Linked DNA regions of Homo sapiens: region 1 is linked to region 2. The links are chromatin contacts, found by Hi-C or POLR2A ChIA-PET in ENCODE. All regions are on one chromosome and are shown on one strand. The core of a region is the stretch at or near the end of the contact, and the rest is flanking DNA. Distances in the headings are between cores, read along the strand shown.

Region 1 (4,545 bases), core at 1,102-3,601, 8.5 Mb after region 2:
GTGGGCGGATTACCTGAGGTCGGGAGTTCGAGACCAGCCTGACCAAGATGGAGAAACCCCATCTCTACTAAAAATACAAAATTAGCTGGGTGTGGTGGCACATGCCTGTAATCCCAGCTACTTGGGAGGCTGAAGCAGGAGAATCGCTTGAACCCGGCAGGCGGAGGTTGCCGTAAGCAGAATTCGCGCCACTACACTCCAGCCTGGGCAACAAGAGGGAAACTCTGTCTCAAAAAAAAAAAAAAAAAAAAAAGTTTCTACAGCTACTAAAAAACTTGCATTTAAAAATAGTTGATAAAAATATTCCTTATCAAAATAGTTGATAAAAATATTCCTCTGAGGCCAAGTGCAGTTGCTCACACCTGTCATCCCAGCACTTTGGGAGGCTGAAGCGGGAGGATCGCTTGATCCCAGGAGTTCAAGACCAGGCTGGGCAACATAGGAAGACCCCGCCTCCACACACACACAGAAACCCCACAAAAATTAGCTGGGCTTGGTGGCACACACCTGTGGTCCCAGCTACCTGGGAGGCTGAGGTAAGTGAATCGCTTGAGCCCAGGGGTTCCAGGGTGCAGAGAGCTATGATTGTGCTACTGGACTCCAGCCTCGGCCGAGCGACACCCTGTCTGTTTCTTTCCTTTTCTCTCTCTCTCTAGCTCTGGATCGTACAAGAAGGGAGACAAGGACCACTGACAAGATATGGTATGTGATACTAATCAGATTTGGCTTCTTTCTGTCCTGCTTCACCAGAGGCTGGACTCTCCTTGTTTCAGTTTCTCCGCTTTCCACAGATAAATCTTTTGTTTCCCGGATAGCCACTTGGCCTGTTTGCCCTTTGCTCCCATTTTTCCTTGTTTGCTTCTTTGTCTGAAAATTTATGCTGTCCTGCTGCCTCCGCTGGGCTTCGTTTCCACCTTTGCTGGAGGAGATTTAGCTGACAACCTCACAGATCTTCCCCGCCCCTTCTGCCGAGCTGATCTTTCTCTTGGAAATCTTACCCGCAGGGAAGGGCGAGTGTCCGTGCCTGCCTGCCTGCCTGCTGCAGCCCGCGCAAAGCTGAGCGGCCAGGGCGCTGCTGTTCCTTTAAAGTATTATTAAAAATAATATTTCAGCTTTTAAGTAACTCCTTGAGTTTGAATCAAAAGCTGGAAGAACCTCCTGGGCTCTATGAGCACCTCTGAATATGTCTGACTCTACATTCTAGAGGCTTCAATGTATTTATAATTTTGGCTCATAGATTCTCCACATCTTTTCAGCTTCAATTCTTGCTTTTCCCAGAAACAATTTTCAAGCAGGAGAGAATATTGATTGGACTTGATTTTCTCAGTTTGGGCAGAGGTTTGCAGACACTTTGCAGGTTGCCAGACCCTTCGTCCAGCCACCTGTCAGCTGGGGGTCATATGGTATAGAAAGCAGTCATTTCTATGCAAGGTACTGCTTGGGCCTGCCTCCCTCAAAGGGGTAGGGGATGCGGGCTGGACAAAGGGCTCGTGATCAAGTAAAGCACTGTGATGACAGCTGCTATTTCTATATCTCCCTAGACTTGTCTTCTAAATTAAACCTTGACTCCTCCCTTCCAAGCTGGAGCCACTGCTAACTACTGGGAGAGCCTTAGCAGATAAAGTCTCATGCCTCCAGGCGTTTGTGCATCCCATTTTCTCTGCAGAGTAGAATCTCCCTTCTACTTTTGTGCTCCTGGGGACGTCCTACTCTTCTTCCCCAGTTGGCTCTAAGGTTATCACATCGGTGAAGTGTTTCATTATCACTTTTTAGAAGAAACTGAGTCTTTTAGAGAAGTTAAGTGACTTTCTGCATTCATACTCATACTCAAGAAAATCTAACTCCACAATAACCAAAAATAAAAAGTAGAAAAAAACCCACAAGTGATGAGAAAAAAAAAAATCAAAAGTTATAAAAAATAAATGAAAAAATGAAATTAAAGGAAAAAAGATTTTTTAAAAAAGTAAAAAAAAGAAAAGAAATCTAACTCCAGAGCTCTGACACAAAATGCCTTAGGTGTTATTCTCAATGAGAGAAAAGGGACGTGAATCTTTAAGTGATTAAGTGAATCTTTAAGTAAATCTGTCGTACTAGCGTTTCAGGCGGCTCAAACACCACACGCTCCCGACTACGGCGGAATGGAGAGAATGTGCGCATGCTCGGCGGGAATCTGCGCATGCTCGGCGGGAATCTGCGCATGCTCGGAGAGAATCTGCGCATGCTCGGCCGGAATCTGCGCGAGCTCGGCGGGAATCTGCGCAAGCTCGGCGGGAATCTGCGCATGCTCAGAGTTCCGGGGCACGGTTTCCCCGCCCCTTTCAGGCCTAGCAGGAAACGAAGCGGCTCTTTCCGCTATCTGCCGCTTGTCCACCGGAAGCGAGTTGCGACACGGCAGGTTCCCGCCCGGAAGAAGCGACCAAAGCGCCTGAGGACCGGCAACATGGTGCGGTCGGGGAATAAGGTATAAAGAAAGCCATGGACTTGGGCTTTACCCGGACTGGGGATCCGGAGAGGGTGGTTCGGAAGCAGGAATCGTGGGATCGCGGTCAAGACAAAGAATGGGGCAAGAGAAGATCATGGTGGTGGGCTCAGTCAGGAGGGCCGGGACCGAGGGATGCGCTATGAGAAAAGCTGGAGATTTGGGGCTCCAAGACCTGAATTTGAGCCTCGCTGACTCCACCTCTTCCATTACCCACCCATCCCATCCCTCTTCTCCCTCTCTACCTGCTCTTTGTCTCACCTGCCTCCCCACCCGCCTCCCCTCTCTCTCTCTTTATCCCATTCCACTCCCTAGCCCCACTTCCTCTATTACTTCCGAGCCTGGGTTCTTAAGATCTCTATGAGAATGAAAATTAGCTGTGATAAAGCAACTATCCCACAGGGCTTGTTGTAAAACTTAAGAGAGGGACTATCTGTGACTAAAATAACTTAAACTGTAAAGCGTCGTATTATTAGCTTTATAATAACGTAGTATCCCGCATTTATTGAAAGCCCACTCTGTGAGGGACGGATCTAAACCTTTTATTCTTATCTCATTTAATCTTCACAACCCCTTGAAGTGAAAACTATTTATCCCCATTTTGCAAGTGGGAAAACCGAGGAATAAAGAACTGTGGGCTTTTCCTGGTGAAATCCGGATTTGAATCCAAGCTGTCTGGTTTCAGGGCCCTGGAGAACCCCTGTGTTGCTAGAAATCTATGACCATTGGTGTCCCAGATCAGTAACAGAAATTACAATGAATTTTAAAGTGATTTTTTTTTTTCAACATAAAAGAGTGGTAGTTGTCTCTGAAGGGTCACTAGAGGGAGATGTGGTTCCAGGGATTAATGAATTTATTCAATACAGATAAACAAGATACGAGTTTGAGCAACTGATCCCTAGTTCCCTCAACTCCTCATTGAGAAATGTTGATTAAAACGATCATGAACTTTTAATAATGCCACTCACCTCCTTTTTTCGTCCTCTTTCAGCTGCTGAAAACTTTGTAGCTCTAGTGGAGGAGCTGTTTGTTGCAGATGAACTGGAAGTAAAATTCTAACAGCCTGTATTGCTTCGGTATAGAAATGAAGAGTTGCTATGCTACCCGGTTTCTCTTTCTCAGTTTTCTTACTGCTGCCAGATAGGAACTCAGAAATATAGACCATTCTGCTTCCAGACAATAAGTTCCATATTTGAAACCCTTTGATGGCACTTACTGGATACCTAATTCATGACAAAAGTGCTTTAGTCCTCTAGAGTTTTCTGGTTTAAAAGTAGCTTTTGTGGGTGTGTATCAAATAAGTGCAGCAGCATATTTTGTGACTCTTAAGTTTTTTTAGGTTATCATGCCCCAGGCATTGAAACTGGGATGTGCATTTTACTGTTCTCAAAGGAATTTTGTGGTTTATTAGCACGTTTTTTTTTTCAAATAATCTAATTTTACTTCAGAAATCTCTTAGTGCATTGTGTTGTTTGTAAACTAGTGAAAAATAATCTTTTCTTTTCATGTGTTGCCTGAGATATAACCACATTTAGAAATCATCTATAACTTCCCTGATAGGAATTCATTCAGGTTTTTAAAACATTTCTAGGGTCAAGAGATCACTTAAAAAAGAGTAGTTTCTTTATTGATCACTTCTAAATGTTATTTTTTATCCCTCGTATGGAGTCGCATCAGTCTCCCTGTAACTTCCATCTGTTGATCCCGTTGTCTTTCTTGGCAGACCAATCCTTTTATACAACAGTTGTCAAATATCTGGGGGGAGGCCAGACACGGTGGCCTATACCTGTAATCCTAGCACTTTGGGAGGCGGAGGTGGGAGGATTGCTTAAGCCAAGGAGTTTGAGACCAGCCTGGGCAACACAGTGAGACCCCAACTCTACAAAAAAAATTTAAGAATTAGCTGGGCATGGTGGGGTGCAACTGTGGTCCCAGCTATTTGGAAGGCTGAGGTAGCGGGATCACTTGAGCCCGGGAGATGGAGGCAGTAGTGAGCCATGATCATGCCACTGTACTCCAGCCTGGGTGACAGTGAGACCATGTCTCAAAAAAAAGGAAAAAAAAAT
Region 2 (4,514 bases), core at 567-3,066:
GCTGTGGCTCACGCCTGTAATCCCAGCACTTTGGGAGGCTGAGGCAGGTGGATCACTTGAGGTCAGGAGTTCCAGATCAGCCTGGCCAACATGTCGAAACCCCATCTCTACCAAAAAATACAAAAATTAACCAGGTGTGGTGGCGTGCACCTGTAGCCCCAGTTACTCCAGAGGCTGAGGTGGGAGAATCACTTGAACCCAGGAAGCGGAGGCTGCATTGAGCCAGGATCGCACCACTGCACTCCAGCCTGGGCAACAGAACGAGACTATGTCTCAAAAGAAAAAAAGACTAACTCGTGTCCAAAGCAGTTGGGGGCTTTCCTTCCTATCCTCTCCGACAAGTCATTAACTTTCCTCAGCTTTCATTTACACCTTTAAAATGTAATCTATGTGGAGGGACAAGAGGAGTGACTAAGGGATACGGGTTTGAGAGTGGCAGTGATAGTAAAACTTTTAAAATTGAAGCGGTAATAGTTGCACTACTCTGTGAATATACTGTATTTTTAAAACCGCACTGAATTGTGCACTTTAAATAGGTAAAGTGTATGCTATGTGAATTATATCTCAATAAAGCTGTTCTAAAAAAAATAAAAAATAAAAGCCAGTCTTGCAAGTGTGAACGTTTTCAGAGGTCCCCCAGGGCTTACTTACCGCATCCCAAACCACCGCTGCGACTCCCAGGTGTCTCCAGTCCTGCCGGATCTGGATCGTGTGGTTTGCAAAGGAAAAAGTTGCAAGAGGCTTGTGGAATTTCTGCAACCCAAATTCCGTGGTCTCCTCATAGGGCACGAGGGCCATTCCGCCTGCACCCCGCCCTCTGCTCAGACCTGCCGTGCAAAAGAATCCTGGGTGACGCTCTGGCCAAAAGATACATTATCTGTTCTTAACTAACTCCAAATGCTTTTAAGGTCGTTTACAAGTTCAAAAGAAAAAAAGAAACAGGTGGAGGAAGCCTTTGTCCAATTTCTTTTGCATGGCTCTTCCGAATCTGAGTGAGATTTGGCTCGGAATTTGTGTCAACGGATGTGTTTGGGGAAGAAGAAAAAAAAAGCCCAGAACATTCCAACTTCCGCAGAATACCCTATACACTGCACTGCTACCACTCCGTGAATTCAGAACTACACAAGCGGCGGAAGCGGCGGTGATCGCCCAGGGCCCCAGAGCAGCGCGGAAAGCAGCGCTTCCAACCCAGACCCGGGCGCCCGGACTGCAGCTGCAGCCAGCCGGGCGGCCCGGGTTCTTTCGCTACGGTTTCGCTACCCACCTCCCCTCCTCCATCGGCTGCTTCGATAGTGATAACAATGGGACAGAACCTGCCCTTAGACTGGGTGTTAGCGGTTTGATAAACCAGAAATACATGGTCGCCGCAGTTCCGTCTCCCCGACCCTGGAAGTGAGCGACACTGGGGGCCTCCAAGCGGCTCGCGGGGACAGCGGGGACTCGGAGGCCTCCCCGAACTCCCCCTATAGCTGCCCCCCACTCACCCCTCTCCCGGGACGACCAGTGCGCCCTTCCTGCCCGGGGGCCCCGGAGCTGCGGCAACCCTCCAGGGGTGAGAGGGAGACCAGGCGAGGGGGGTCACAGGGCCTCTTAGGATCCCCAGGCCATACGGGGCGCCGTGAGCTGCCCGGCGGAGCACCCAGGGCTCGCCCAGGCCGGGCTGAGGCGCCGCCACGCCGGTACTTACGGCCCGGGAGGCGGTCCCGCGTGGAGCGCGCGCTCCGCTTTCCCCGCCCCGGGCTGGCTGCGAAAACCGCCGGCCTTAAAGAGCCCGCGACGCGGGGGCGGGCGGCCCCGGCCCGGAGCCACGCATTTCCGGTCTCCCGGCACCCAGCCTCCGGCAGGTGCCCCCGGAGCTCACGGCGAGGGCGGGGCCGGGCCGTGGCGCGGTGGAGGAGTGACGTTGCGGGAGGGGGGACCGGGGCTTTCCCTCGTGCGTCCCCAGGGTACACGGACGACTTAATCCGTTTCCCCCGCCGCCGAGGGAGGCGCTGTGGGGGCGGGAGCAAGAGTGAGATCGGGGTGCCGAACTGCCGCGGGTGCACAGGGAGAGCATGGGGTGCCCTGGGCTCTCCTAGCGGGAGAGAAAAGCCACCCACCTGGCGCTGAATGTGCCTCTCGACCTTTTCTATCATGTGCTCCGCCGCTCTCTGCCTCTGACTTTGTCGCTTGCGCGTTGTGCCTGTTTTTTAAAGGTGGCGCGTTAGCGGATGATGGAGACAGCTCGCTCCGAAGAAGGCATGGTCACTCTAGTCCCCGCGTCTCCACGGTGGGGTCAGAAGCGGCGTAATAGCCCGCTTGGCGGCAATCGAGTGGAAAAGTCACAAAACCCTTTTCAACTAAAGCACAGTGGGGGAAGTGAACACGTGGCGCCCGAGTCCAAGTTTTTAAAGTGGGGCGGGGGTCGGCGGGCTCTGGCTGCAGTCGGAAGCGCGGAGCTCTGGGCGTGCGCTCGGCTCCAGCCCCGGCCCCAGGCGGCGCTGCAGACTCCAGTGCCCCAGTCTCCCTCCTCCCGATGCCAAGACGCACCTGCCCGTGAGGACCCACGCTGGACGTGGAAGGTGCCGAGGGCCTGGTACCCTGGCCGCAGGCCCTGGCAGAGCGCGCGGCTGGAGTGGGTCCATTGAGTGGGACCGTGCGGGGACCGGCATCCTCCCGGGGCAGGCTTCTTTTTCCTCCTGGGGCCCCTCGCCCCACACCGCCCGCTGCGCTCTCAGCGCGGCTGCACGTTAGAACCAGCTGGGGTAAACCTCCCTTACCAGTCCCCCGCCCCAAGAGCTGGCCATGGGAGGGGGCCCGAGCGCTGATTTTTTTGTTTGGTTTTTTGCTTTTGTTTTTGTTTTTGTTTTTGTTTTGAGACGGAGTCTCTCTCTGTCGCCCAGGCTGGAGTGCAAGGGCGCGAACTCGGCTCACTGCAGTCTCCGCCTTCCGGGTTCAAGCGATTCTCCTGCCTCATTCTCCCGTGTAGCTAGGATTACAGGCCTGCGCCAGCACGCCAGCTAATTTTTGTGGGATTTTGTTTGTTTGTTTGAGACGGAGTCTTGCTCTGTCGCCAGGCTGGAGTGCAGTGGCGCGATCTCGGCTCACTGCAGCCTCCACCTCCCGGGTTCAAGCAGTTCTCCTGCCTCAGCCTCCAAAGTAGCTGGAATTACAGGCGCCCGCCGCCACACCCGGCTTTTTTTGTGTTTTTAGTAGAGACGGGGCTTCACCATGTTGGCCAGGCTGGCCTTGAACTCCTGATCTCCGGTGATCCGCTCATCTCAGCCTCCCAAAATGCGGGATTACAGGTGTGAACCACTGCCACCTCCCCCACCCCTACCGCCCGAGCGCTGATTTTTTTTTTTTATTATTATTATTCAGAGTTTCGCTCTTGTCACCCAGGGTGGAGTGCAATGGCATGATCTCGGCTCACTGCAACCTCCGCCTCCCAGGTTCAAGGGATTCTCCTGCCTCAGCCTCCAAGTAGCTTAGATTAAGGGGCCCACCACCACGACTGGCTAATTTTTGTATTTTTAGTAGAGACGGGGGTTTCACCACGTTGGCCAGACTGGTCTCGAACTCATGACTAAAGGTGATCCACCCGCCTCGGCCTCGCAAAGTGCTGGGATCACAGGCATGAGCCACCGCGCCCGGCAAGCGCTGATATTTTTAAGAGCTCCCGGGGCCGCCCCCGGGAGCCTGCTTCCCGCGGTGGGAGCCTGGCGGGGGCCTGAACCTCTCTCTCCTGGCCTCTTCCGTCCTGTAGGCGGCGTCCCCGGCCTCCAGATTAATCTTCCATCGGAAGGTGGGGCCTGTGGCTTCGAGGGTAACCTCAGGGAACTTGGAAGACCACCAGTGAGGGACTTTTACCTCCTTTTTCGTTTTCTTTTTTGGTCCTCTCGCTTTCTCTCTTAGTATTTCCTTTCTCTCTTACCTCCTGCACTTGGTGTTTCTGCCTCTCAGCTTTCCCTTTATCGAAGACCTCCCTTTCTTGCCTTTATTTTCTCTCTGTCCCTTTTTGCAGGGAGAACCAGCAATGGGCACAAGAAAGAACATGTATGGGCTTTGGGGCCAGACAAATATGGAAAATTTAAATTATTCCTCTGACTCTTTAAATGGGATGACTTTGGGAAATTACTAAACCTCGCTAGATCCCAGGCTGCTCATCCCTGAAGCCTGGCATGGAGCCTTGGGCCCCTTCTGTTTTTTCTCCCTATTCTCCATCCTTTCTGCTGAAATCAAGCATATGACCTCAAAAAACAAAGCAAAACCTTCCCCACCTCTCCAGCACTCTAACATGGAACATGTGCCTCATTATATTATGAGTTTTCTAGGAAGGTGTCATTTACTTTTTCTCAACCGTCTTGTCCTCCCAATGTTCTAAGCTGTATCAGATGGCTCAGGAAGCACCAAAAGGAATATTGAGGAACATATGCAACTCGTATAGCAGTGTAGCCATTAAGCAGAGCTCTGTTTTTATCAAAATAAGCCAGTGGTCCACTGAATATTTGAAAATACATTTTTAATCCTAAAAA

What was found. A loop is a pair of places that touch in the nucleus more often than their neighbours do. ChIA-PET counts read pairs that join two places held with the same protein, here RNA polymerase II (POLR2A). Pooled maps may share reads with other maps.
Region 1: a loop to region 2 is called in a pooled map, with 6 times the contacts of the local background. The contact joins the promoter of XRCC5 here to the promoter of METTL21A in region 2. A Hi-C loop is called at or near these places in 4 of 50 pooled maps. POLR2A ChIA-PET finds 5 or more read pairs at or near these places in 2 of 52 experiments (activated B cell and activated naive CD4-positive, alpha-beta T cell).

Annotation. Positions count from the first base shown.
Region 1 is chr2:216,106,997-216,111,541 of GRCh38, forward strand. XRCC5 (X-ray repair cross complementing 5) reads left to right here and starts at 2,352. Exons shown (of 21, transcript NM_021141.4): 1 at 2,352-2,461. The coding sequence starts at 2,441. RefSeq lists an enhancer at 2,076-2,697.
Region 2 is chr2:207,623,578-207,628,091 of GRCh38, forward strand. It overlaps METTL21A (methyltransferase 21A, HSPA lysine), which reads right to left and starts at 1,817. Exons shown (of 4, transcript NM_001127395.5): 1 at 1,485-1,817; 2 at 652-827. The coding sequence starts at 798. RefSeq lists a silencer at 1,413-2,012 and enhancers at 2,283-2,987, 2,988-3,690.